Regions from separate parts of the Homo sapiens genome. Here region 2 is linked to region 1. The links are chromatin contacts, found by Hi-C in ENCODE. All regions are on one chromosome and are shown on one strand. Each heading gives the region's core, a stretch centred on a gene start or an enhancer-like site at or near the end of the contact. The rest is flanking DNA. Distances are from core to core; before and after follow the strand shown.

Region 1 (5,986 bases), core at 3,487-5,986:
TAAAAGCAGCATTTGACACACCTGATCACTCCCTTATTTTTCACTTTGCTGCCACATTCTCCTGGGGTAGTTTCCTCCCATCTTACTACAATCTCCTTCCCAGTCACCTTTGCTGAATTCTTTTCTTCTCCCCAACTCTTTTATTTTATTTTTTGAGAGTCTCACTCTGTCTCTCAGGCTGGAGTGCAATGGTGCCATCTCACTGCAATCTCCACCTCCTGGGAGTGATTCTCCTGCCTCAGCCTCCCAAGTAGCTGGGATTACAGCATGCACCACCACGTCCAGCTAACTTTTTGTATTTTTAGTAGAGATGGGGTTTAACTATGTTGGTCAGGCTGGTCTTGAACTCCTGGCCTCAAGTGATCCACCCACCTCAGCCTCCCAAAGTGCTGGAATTACAGGCATGAGCCACCGGGTCCGGCCTCTCCCCAAATGGTAACATAAGAGTGTCTCAGACTCGGTCCTTAGCATCGTGGGTGATCAGCAACTATTTGGGGCTGGCGGTACAGGCAGTAAGAAGAATTTACCAAGGCAGTTGTAGGTAAAGAAAGGCAGATTTATTAGAGAAAGTATGAAAATACATTGCTGCCAGACGTGGTGGCTCATGCCTATAATCCCAGCACTTTGGGAAGCCGAGGTGGATCACGAGGTCAGGAGTTTGAGACCAGCCTGATCAACATGGTGAAAACCCATCTCTACTAAAAATACAAATATTAGCCAGGTGTGGTGGCACGCACCTGTAATCCCAGCTACTCAGGAGCCTAAGGCAGAAGAATCGCTTGAACCCGGGAGGCGGAGGTTGTGGTGAGTCGAGATAGTGCCACTGCACTACAGTCTGGGCGACAGAGTGAGACTTCATCTCAAAAGAAAAACAGAAAAGAAAAGAAAATACGTTGCAAGGGTGCAACGGGCAAGTTAGCAAAACAGAAGCTAACTGCAAGAAAACAAAATCTGGCTAAGGATTTTATAGGATGGTGCTTGTGCTGTGTGCTGAAGAGGGCTTTGTGCAGTACTGATAACATCAAGGGTGCAGGGAGCTTGCGTGCATTTTTCTATCAGGTGAGGGTCTGGCAATAGCTGGGCGCAGATAAGATTGTGAGTTATTCGCACAGGAGGGCTATGCATCCTGGGCCATGAAGAAAGGCAGACTTATAGCTTATCTGCTTTCTCTTTTTGCTTTCCCTTGGTCCTGCCAGCCTGACTCCTTTTGCCGAACTAGGACTCCATATTTAGTTCTCTTCTCCCTTAAGGATCTCATCTCTTGAACTCCAGACTTGACTAGCCAACTGCGTACTTGACATCTCCTGTTGGGTGTCTAATAGAAATGTTCAACAAACTGGTCAAAAACTGAACTCCTGATCTTTTCCCCACTTCTAATTCCCAAAATTGCTTTCCCTGCAGTCTTGCTCATTTCAGTTGATGGTAACTCCATCCTTCCAGTGGCTCAGGCCAGGATCCCTGAAGCCATTCTTGACTCTTTCTCATCTCCCACCTGATCCTTCGGAAATCATGTTCAACCTTCAAATACATCCCATCTCCAACCACTTCCCCCACCTGCATTTATACCAGCCTGTCTCTTGCCTGGATTACTGCAAAATCTCCTAGCAGATCCCCTTCTTCTACTCTTCCCCCAACAGTATTCAGTATTTCCAACACAGGAGACTTCAGTGACCCTTTAAAAAATATGTCTTGGCCAGGTGCGGTGGCTCACACCTGTAATCCCAGCACTTTGGGAGGCCAAGGCAGGTGGATCACCTGAGGTCAGGAGTTCAAGACCAACCTGGCCAACATGATGAATCCCCGTCTCTACTAAAAAAATACAAAAATTAACTGGGCATGGTAGCAGGTGCCTGTAATCCCAGCTATTTGGGAGGCTGAGGCGGAAAGAATTGCTTGAACCCACGAGGTGAAGGTTGCAGTGAGCCGACATGGCACCACTGCACTCCAGCCTGGGCAACAGAACGAGCCTCTGTCTCAAACAAACACAAAAGTCTTATCCAGAATATAAAAAGAACTCATATAACTTAACAACAAAAAAGACAAAAAATCCAATTTAAAAATGAGCAAAAAGCATGATTAGATATTTTTCCAAAGAAGATGTACAAATAGTGGCCAATGAGCACACAAAAAAGATACTCCACATCATTAGTCAGAAGGGAAATGCAAATCAAAAACACAATTATAGATGCCATTTCATAATGACTAGAGCACAAGTTTTTTGTACTTTTGTTTTTTTGAGACAAGTTCTCACTCTGTCGCCCAGGCTGGAGTGCAGTGGTGCAATCACGGCTCACTGCAGCCTCTACCTTCCAGCTTCAAGGGATCATCCCACCTCAGCCTCTCCAGTAGCTGGGATTGCAGGCATGTGCCACTACCCCTGGTTAATTTTTTGTAGAGATGCGGTTTCGTCATGTTGTCCAGGCTGGTCTCAAACTCGTGGGCTCAAGCAATTCACCCACCTCGGCCCTCCCAAAGTACTGGCATTACAGGCATGAGCCACTGTGCCTGGCCGGGTACAAATTTTTAAAAAATAAAATACAAGTGTTGGCAAGGACATGGAGAAATTAAAAGCCTCATACATGACATGGCTGATGGGAATATAAAATGTTGCAGCCACTCTGAAAAAATGTTTGGCAGTTCCTCAAAAACTTAAATGTAGAATTACTATATGACCCAGCAGTTTCATTCCTAGGTAAATACACAACGACAATTGAAAACAGGTACTCAAATAAGTATTTGTATGCAAATGTTCATTAGCAGCACTATTCACAATCAGCAAAAGGGGGAAACAATGCACTATCCATCAACAGATGGATGGATAAACAAATTATAGTGTACTTATACAACGGAAAATTATTCAGCCATTAAAAGGAATGGAGTGCTGGACCGGACACGGTGGCGCATGCCTGTAATCCCAGCACTTTGGGAGGCAAAGGCGGGTGGATCACCTGAGGTCAGGAGTTCGAGACCAGCCTAACTAACATGGTAAAACCCCATCTCTACTAAATACAAAAATAAATTAGCCACACGTGGTGGTGCATGCCTGTAATCCCAGCTGCTCGGAAGGCTGAGGCAGGAGAATTCCTTGAATCTGAGAGGTGGAGGTTGCAGTGAGCCGAGATCACGCCATTGCACTCCAGCCTTGGCAACAAGAGCAAAACTCCAACTGAAACTAAAAAAAAAAAGGAATGGAGTGCTGATACATGCTACAGTGTGGATGAACTTCAAAAACATGCCACATGAGGCCAGGCACGGTGGCTCACGCCTGTAATCCCAGCACTTTGGGAGGCCGAGGCAGGTGGATCACCTGAGGTCGGGAGTTCAAGACCAACCTGACCAACATGGAAAAACCCCGTCTCTACTAAAAATACAGAATTAGCTGGGTGTGGTGGCGCATGCCTGTAATCCCAACTACTCGGGAGGCTGAGGCAGGAGAATTGCTTGAACCCAGGAGGCAGAAGTTGTGGTGAGCAGAGATCACGCCACTGCACTCCAGCCTGGGCGACAAGAGTGAAAAAACAACAACAAAAACAAACAAACAAAATGCCACATGAAAGAAGTCAGACAAGAAGGGTTGCATCTCATGTGATTCCATGTATATGAAATATCCAGAATAGGCACATCCGCAGAAGCAGAAAGCAAATTGGTGGTTGCCAGAGACGAGGGGTAAGGGAAAGTTAGGAGTGACTGCTCAGTGGGTATACTGTTTTATTTTTCCGTGAAGAGAATATTTTGGAACTAGATAGAGGTGGTGGATACACAACATTGTGTCTGTACAAAATGCCACTGAATTGTTGACTTTAAAATGGTTAATTTTATGTTGTGTGGATTTCATCTACCCAAAAATAATACCCTTTCTTTGCTCAATATCCTGCAATGGATCCCCAGTTGACTCAGAGTAAAAGACAGCGTGCCTTCAAGGGCCCCGGAGGTCCCACCTGATTGGGTCCCTCTTATCTCTCCTCTCCCTCCCACTCACTCCATTCCAGCCACACTGGCCCCCCTGCTGATCCTCGGAGGCGCCAGGTGGCCTCCTGCTAGGAGCATTTGCTCCAGCAGTTTCCTCTGCCTGGAACACTTTCCGCAGGTATCTGTCCAATTCTTCTAACTTCCTCATCTTCTCCTTACCAATCCCCTGGGGACAATAATTCTCAGTTTCCTCTGTATTCTCAGTTTATCAATTTTTCCTGTTCTAGCGCTGGATTACAACTGCTGGTCTCCCTGCCTGCCTTCCCTGCTTCCCAGAGCACGAAGAAGCTTGCCTCCGCAACCCACTATTTGTGTGACCTTGGTCCAGGAACTGGACTGGGCTCTCCTCCTGAAAGTGGGTAAATAATGTCACCGACCTAATGAGGCTGTTGAGGCATGGAATCTGATCAGGCAGATAAAGTGCCCCTGGCAAACCTCAATTTTCTGTTTCTCAACAAAGCTTTGGCGACTTATAAGAATTTGCGGGAAAGTGTCCAGAACCCGGAGTCAGGAGCCCTGACTTCTAGCCCTGAAGGGCCGCGTGACCTTGGCCAAAGCCCCTAATCCTTCTCAGTCTCAGATCCGGGGGCTGGAAACTGAGGAGGTTCTCCCGGCAAGCCCCTCGGGCTAGTGACATTCTAAGATTCCAAGAGCTAAGGAGCTAGAGGGGTGGGGTGGAGGAGGGAGGCGGGCGCGCCGGATTGGCCTCTGCGCGCCACGTGTCCGGCTCGGAGCCCACGGCTGTCCTCCCGGTCCGCCCCGCGCTGCGGTTGCTGCTGGGCTAACGGGCTCCGATCCAGCGAGCGCTGCGTCCTCGAGTCCCTGCGCCCGTGCGTCCGTCTGCGACCCGAGGCCTCCGCTGCGCGGTGAGTGGGCTGAGGCTGGAGAGGGGAGTCGCTCTGGGAACCCCTTCCCGGGGGCTGCAGGGACACAAGAAATAAGCGCCCAGTCATCGGCTGATGGGTACCCCCCGCCAGGAGCAGGGACGGGAGGGCGCGGTAACCCGAGAGTGTCGCAGACTGGGTGTGTCTGGGGAGCGCAGCGGAGCAAATCTGGGGTCGGGGCGGAGAGGCGCGGGCGGAGGGCGCCCTGGCTAGGGGGAGGGGAGGGAGTCCCGTTGCTGCAGAGGGTCTGGTTGAGGGTCCTGGGCGCCGGAGCTGAGCCAGGGGCTGGTCCTGCCGGCCTTAATTTGGGGGGGCTCAAGAGACTTTGAAGGTCCGGGGTTGGGGTCAGCTGGACGCCAGTCAAAGGACCCGCAGAGAAGGGTGTGGCTGAGGCCCAAGACTGAGAGCAAGAGCGTTGGACCCTCCAGCTGCTTATAAAATGGCTTGTGTGTGGTGTCGGGGGAGGGCTGCCTGCGTGCAGAGAGCTGAACGTCCGGTCGTACATACCTCAGGGCCTCATTGGACCCCATCCCCTTTGGGCCACTGCTTGTCTATGAATGCAGTCTCCCAACGGGGCTCCGAGGCCTCCTATGGTGAGGCAGGGGCACTACCCTTCTTTCTGCATCCCCTAAGCGGTCTAGGCCTTCCCAAAGTTTGGGGGCTTCAAATAATTCCCCATATACCAGCATGGGAGCAAAATACCCTGAATCGGAATCCCAGCCCCTGTTGCAGTGTGACTTTGGGCGGTGGCTTTCCCTCTCTGAGCCTGGATTTCCTTCTCCAAGTCCATAGTTGAGAAACCCAGTCTCTTTCAAAGGAAACAATGGCTTTGAAAACTGATTTATTTGTCAGCTGTATGGAATGATTGCAGGTTTGGGAGTCTTGATTATAGATTTGGGAAGCCTGGCACAACCCTTGTAGGCCCTACAAGGGGAAAGGGCAGGAGGTCCTTTGGGACAACTAATCTGGCCACGGCTTCCTGCCTCCTCCTTCCTTTCCCTAGATTCTAGTGGGTCTTCTCTGACAATTCCAAATTTGGACATATGGCTCCCGGGTTTGTGAAAGGACTCTGGTTTCCCCCCAAGAGTCCGCCCTTTTCCCTCCATTATTCCTTCCCCCTTGCCCAAAACATG
Region 2 (6,497 bases), core at 1,027-3,526, 6.0 Mb before region 1:
ACTTTTAAAATGTTATTTATAAGAGTAAAAAAGGCATTAGAAAACAAGAAATTTGATGTTTGGACATGTATTCTCTATATCTCACATGGAAGAATTAGAAACTGTAGCCTAGGGCTCCCCAGAATGAAGTAATTGTCTTGAAATTTTCCATAATGCTCAGATAAAGAAGTAGGGTGATTTTACAACCTTGTCTACATGCAAATTATGACCAATAATATTCTGAATTAAGGCCATCTGGTTTTGTGATTACTTACAAATAATATTGAGCTGAATTCACAATCAGTTCACAAATAGCAGTTGGGCTAAGGAATTATTAATACTAACTAAATGAGATGATACTATGTTGAATCAGAAAAACGAACTGGTGAAAACTGCAAAATGGACTTTGAAAAAAATATTTAAAGGTACATGACTGTTCTTTCAATATGAAACAAAAACTTTAAATGTTCCATTCACAAAAAAGCATTGAGTAATGCCATGCGATTTATTAGCTCTACATGATAAATCCCCCAAGTTCACAAACTGGGCTCCTGGCCACCTAGCAAAGAGGACTTGCACGTAATTCCATGTGTTTTCTGATTGACTGGTAAATTGTTATCAGTAAGAGTCTGATAATAAGACAAGCAATTCTTTTCACTTCTAAAGAGGCAGAGCTATTTCGCCTGCAACTTTTTTGTTTTCTGTATTTTTTTAATTCACAAAAGACATGCAACACCTGCAACTTTAAAAAGTGAGGCATCCATAGGCTCTATACCCAGCCTGACCTCCTCTGGAGCTCCATCTCATGAAGTGCTTTAAACCCTGGCACACCAAAGAATCCCAAACTCATGCCACCACCTACTAAGTCAGACTCCAACAAAGAACTGGAGCACTTTTGTTTCTAAGTGACCATCAGGCACCTAATATTATTTTCCCTTCAGTAAAATATAAGTGATAATCCTTGTCCTACCCCACTAATGATGTAAAAATAATATAACCATACAGTAAGAAATCAAACATGCTTTGAAAAATTGCAGCATAGGGCTAAACAAGAGCCACTGCATAAAGCAAAGAAGTTTTGAAGAAGAAAGGGATCTTGAAGGTTGTTATTTCCAGTTTTTTCATTTTATGAAGAAAGAACCTGAAACAGGAGGTAGACATTTGCCCAGACTGGATCACCTACTGAGAAGTAGAGTTTGGTCTCCTGACCCTTTGTCCAATGCTTTTTCTACCAAACTACATTATTAGGATTATTCCTGTTGCTTTTGTTATTAGTGATGTTAAGAAGCACAAGACTATTTTTAGATAAAGAGATAGACTGACCTAGCAAAGCAGCCATACTCCTTCTGGGTAAGAACCGCTGGTCTGCACTGCAGAAACTTTGTTCTTAATAACCCTGGTGTCCTAAGAAGTCTATCAAGAGATGAAGAGGTTTGCCATTGTGCCTTACAACTTTTAGATAATTAAATGCCTGGGAAATCTTATTTCAAGATCAGGCTAGCGACGAGTATTGAGACAAACAGAGTTATTCATGAAAACGTTAACACTGAACCCAAAACTTAACCATTCTAAACACCAGTTTCTTCCACTAAAAAATAAGAAAGCTGGGGTAGATCATCCCATTGAATGCTAGTGTTGTATTAATCTATGTTTCATTAAATTTAGTATGTTTCATTAAATTTAGTATGTTTCATAGAAAGTTCAAGTTTTATCGAATCATAATACTTGCTACCTAAAATGTTATTCATAATTTAAAAACCAAACATAACCTTGCAGGGGGAAAAAGCTGATGAATGTTAAATTTACAGTTTTTAGAACTGAAATCACCTAGCACCACCATTTCACCTCTTGACTGCTCTCTGCATTCTCCTCTGATTACTTTTACTGTACTTTTTATGTTGTTACAATAAGCATGTTTGTGTTTCCTGTGCTCTATTTTATGCTATGTATATATTTTTGCATTAGCCCAGTCCAAACATAAAATGCTATGCGAAAAAAGACAAATGAAACTGCTCACATACCCCATGACGATCTTCAAAGTATGCCAGGCTGGCTTTGGTTAACACAAAGAAGCGGACTTTAAAGTTCGAGGGAGAAGTTCTTCTCTTTTGTTGGGATTTCTTGATGAGCTGTTCTTCCAGGAGGATAAAGTTGTTCATGATCCAGTTCTTGAAAGGTGGTGCACCTTGGGCATCACCTCTTAGCACAACCAAAGGAAAGAGTTTTGGGGCAAAGAATGCAATGTGGAGGCAGTTGATCTTCAGAGAGCTGCTCAAGGGCAACTTGCCTTCAACGTTATCTTTCTATCAACGTTCAGCCAACATAGCTGAGCTTCTCCTCTGATGTCAAAGGCCGAAACCACATCCTTTCAAAATTCACAAAACGAGGAGGCATATGTAAAAAATACATACAGCCTTTGCTAATGGCTTGAAATGATATTTGAAAAACTGTAAACTCAAAATTGTGGTAAGGATTACAGTTTAATCTTTATAGTTCCTGGTTTAATCCATCCAGCAGTTAAATCATGTAGCACAAGGAGTAAGGACAATGTGTGGTTTTGCTTACCATGATATACTCAGCAACCATCACAGTACCTGACACATAAAACAGATGTTCAAGAAAAATTTGTTGAATGGATCATCACCAAATTGGGTTGGACAATTAAAAGAGGTAATGAGCACAAAACCCTCACACATTAAAGTGAAGAAATATGTTGCTGAAGTTTATTAGTTTTTAAGATTTAAATTAAAGCCCATAGAAATTTCTCAATGCTACATATAGATGACTGCCTTTCTGTCCTGACGTTTTGTGGAAGAGTGAAAAATAAGTGAATCCTTCAGAATGGCATAATAAACAAAGTATATGTGGGCTTTGAAAACAGACAAACTTGTGTTGGATTCCCAGCTCTGTCACTTACTATGCTGTTTCTCTTTGAGCAAGCCATGACTTCTCTGATCCTTAGCTTCCTTGTGAGGGTCCTTTGGAGGACTGAATCCCATACATCTTATGAATGGTAGGTGCTAGTCATACATGTCACCTTAGAGTTAGTACATAGTTGAAGTATAATGTGTGACAGTTACCTCTACTATGTTAATAATCAAGAGATTTTAGTGTAAGCAGATATTGCATGTAGTGGGTAGGGATAAATAATAAATGAAATAATAATTATTGCTGTATAGGAGTGAAATTCTCCAATGTTTATTTTTAAATGTAAATTACCAGACAACAGCCTAATTTTATTTCATATACTGGATGCCCCAGCATAATCAAGACACCCAGGAGGGTACGGTACTGGTATATTTTAAATTACCTCCCCCATTCTGAGATTCTTAAGACATATGTGTGGAAATACACTGCCCAAACAAGATAGTATTTTTTTTTTCTGAGTATGGGCTTGAGGTAGGGATTGCTACTATTCCCAAATAGCTACTCTCTCCTTCTTACTAGAGTAACAGAATCCCTGACAGTTATCTGGGCATCTGGCCAGCAAGAATAAAGACTACAAATTTTAGCCTCCCTTGTAGCTAGGTGTAGTTGTATGACTGTCTTCTGGTCAACTGAATGTAGCAGAAGTCGTGTGCACAACTTCTAGGAAATTTCCTTAGTGGGATCTGTCATCCCCTTTTCTTTCCCTTTTCCTCCTGCCTTGTGACTAGAATATTGAGGTAACAGTTGGAGCTGAAGCAGCTATCTAGTATCATGAGGTGGAAATTGAATGTTGAGGACAATGGAGTATAAGATAGAAAGAGCCTGGGACCCTGGTGACCATGGATCTTCCATGCCAGCCCTGGATTACATTTTTTAATATCTATTTTCTAAGTCTCAGTTATTTTGAGGTTTCTGTCACTACCAGCAAACCTAGATAATACAGTGCTATCTTCTCAAACTAGACTACAAACTCCTCTGAGGAAAGTACATTTTACACCTGCTTGGTTCAGATGAAAAGAGTTATAGACTTCACAAAGTGTTCTCATCCGGGAAAACAAAATATCATCAGTAGCTGTTGCAATACTTAGGAGTCTTTCGTTTGCTCAGTCTACATGGAGTGTCATCGTAAGTAATTTTATTCTCTTTCTCATAGAGCCATCAAACCCACTAACTGAGACTCATCTTTGCCAACTTTTAAATGCAAACTTAGGAGGCTCAATATTTTTTTCTCACTTTAAGGAAAACATAAACAAAAACAAATAGTCCCTTTGTTTGTTTTGGTTTTAAAAAGTTCACTTCATAGGAGCCAAATTCAAGGAGTTCCCACTTGCCAAAGATGGAACAATTTGAGTATCAAAAGGAATAATAATTGCCATGAATTGAAGAACAGCAAAAATGTTAAAACAATGAGTTCAAAAGAGAATTGAAAAAAGCATCCCAACCTTTTGATCACTTTTGGAGGATGCTGAAGAACCAACTTGTTTTTCTGAAAACTGGAAACAAAGGAAAAAAATAAAACATATTGCTTGCTTTTCTTGAAGAATTATCTTTCAATTCAGTGATCAAGTATTTAATGAGGAAGTTCTTTTTTTCCAAGAAACTAATCAATGAAGGAGTGACAGAATACTATCGTTTTGCAATGCCAATGAAATAATAAATGTAGGCAATGATCATCAATGGCTGTTAAAATTATTACGCAAAAAGCCAATAGGAAAATGTATAACTGTCATATGAAGCTGACAACACTGTAACACACTGATTAATCTTAAAAGAAGGACAACCAGACATTGTATGTCTCCTGAGGTGAAGCAAGAGGAAGTACACAAAACTGGCAACTCGGGAGTCTTGCCAAGAGAAAACAAAATCAAACACAAATCTAATCAAACTTCGAGATATAAATTCGAGTTTACAGGAAATACAAGAGATAAACGAACCTGACAAATGACACTGTGGAGATGCAATTGGATGAGTCCAGAATACAAAACATGCTAAGGACAAATGACTCAGTATCAGTAACAAATAAGTCATAGAGGGCAGGGCACGGTGGCTCATGCCTGTAAGCCCAGCACTTTGGGAGGTCAAGGGGGTGGATTGCTTGAGCCCAGGAGCTTAAGACCAGCCTGAACAACATGGTGAAACCCTTTTTCTACAAAAAATTAGCCAGGCATGGTGGCACACACCTGTAGTCCCGCCTACTCGGGAGGCTGAAGTGGGAGGATCACTTGAGCCCAGTGGGTGGAGGTTGCAGTGAGCTGGGATTGCAGCACTGTACTCCAGCCTGGGTAACAGAGCCAGACTCTGTCTCAAAAAACAAAAGCAAAACAAAACAACAAATAAATCAAAGGGGGAACCCTTAGATTAAAAGAGACTTTAAGAGACATATGAGCATGTTTGGACTTTGGATTAAGAGTTAAGCAAATCAACTGTATAAAGACGTTATGAGACAATTAGACAAATTTGAATGTTAAAGAGATGTTTGATAATACTGAGAAACTTGTTATTTTTTAAGATGTAATAATGGGCTGGGTGTGGTGGCTCACACCTATAATCCCAGCACTTTGGGAGGCTAAGGTGGGCGGATCACGTGAGGTCAGGAGTTCGAGACCAGCCTGGCCAACATGGTGAAATCCTGTCTCTACTAAAAATACAAAAGTCAGTGGAGTGTCGTGCTGTGTGCCTGTAATTCCAGCTACTTGGGAGACTGAGGCAGGAGAATCGCTTGAACCTGGAGGGCGGAGGTTGCAGTGAGCTGAGATGGTACCACTGCACTCCAGCCTGAGCAACAGAGCAAGACACCATCTCAAAAAAAAAAAAAAAAAAGATGTAATAATGGCACTATTATCATGTTAAAATAGTCCTTATTTTGTATAGAAACATACACTGAATTATTGATAAAACAATAAAATGTTTATGATTTGCTTCATCATAATCCAGTGGAGGGGGAGAAATTGGTAGGGGAAGGGATGAAAACTGTTTGACCATGACTTGATAATTGCTAAAGCTGGCTAATGGGTACATCATTATTCTACTCTCCTTGCACCGATGCACGTTTGAAAATTTCCATAATAAAAAGTTAAGCAAAGAAAAAGGGGCTGGGCGCGGTGGCTCACGTCTGTAATCTCAGCACTTTGGGAGGCCGAGGCGGGTGGATCACCTGAGGTCAGGAGTTTGAGACCAGCCTGGCCAACATGGTGAAACCCCGTCTCTACTGAAAATACAAAAATTAGCTGGGCATGGTGGCAGGTGGCTGTAGTCCCAGCTACTTGGGATACTGAGGCAGGAGAATAGCTTTAAACCCAGGAGGCGGAGGTTGCAGTGAGCTGATTGAACCACTGCATTCCAGCCTGGGTGACAAGAGCAAAACTCTGTCTCAAAACAACAACAACAACAACAATACAAAGAAAAGAAAAAGAAAGCCCAGTTCAGTTCAAGGTAATAATCAAAACTCCAAACATGTATTCAAGTTGATGCTTTTCCGTAACTTTGCATGGGTTTGCTTCAGGATTTGAAGCATGTTGGCTTTTCCACCATGTCCTAACCTCTCTTTTCCCACACACAAGCCTGGTTTCTGACACACCTGAGTCGGAAGC

The links. A loop is a pair of places that touch in the nucleus more often than their neighbours do. Pooled maps may share reads with other maps.
Region 2: a loop to region 1 is called in a pooled map, with 1.8 times the contacts of the local background. The contact joins the promoter of ITK here to the promoter of ANXA6 in region 1. A Hi-C loop is called at or near these places in 1 of 50 pooled maps.

The regions. Positions count from the first base shown.
Region 1 is chr5:151,156,529-151,162,514 of GRCh38, reverse strand. ANXA6 (annexin A6) reads left to right here and starts at 4,736. Exons shown (of 26, transcript NM_001155.5): 1 at 4,736-4,835. RefSeq lists a silencer at 3,864-3,923 and an enhancer at 3,719-4,575.
Region 2 is chr5:157,176,619-157,183,115 of GRCh38, reverse strand. It overlaps ITK (IL2 inducible T cell kinase), which reads right to left and starts at 2,276. Exons shown (of 17, transcript NM_005546.4): 1 at 2,001-2,276. The coding sequence starts at 2,138.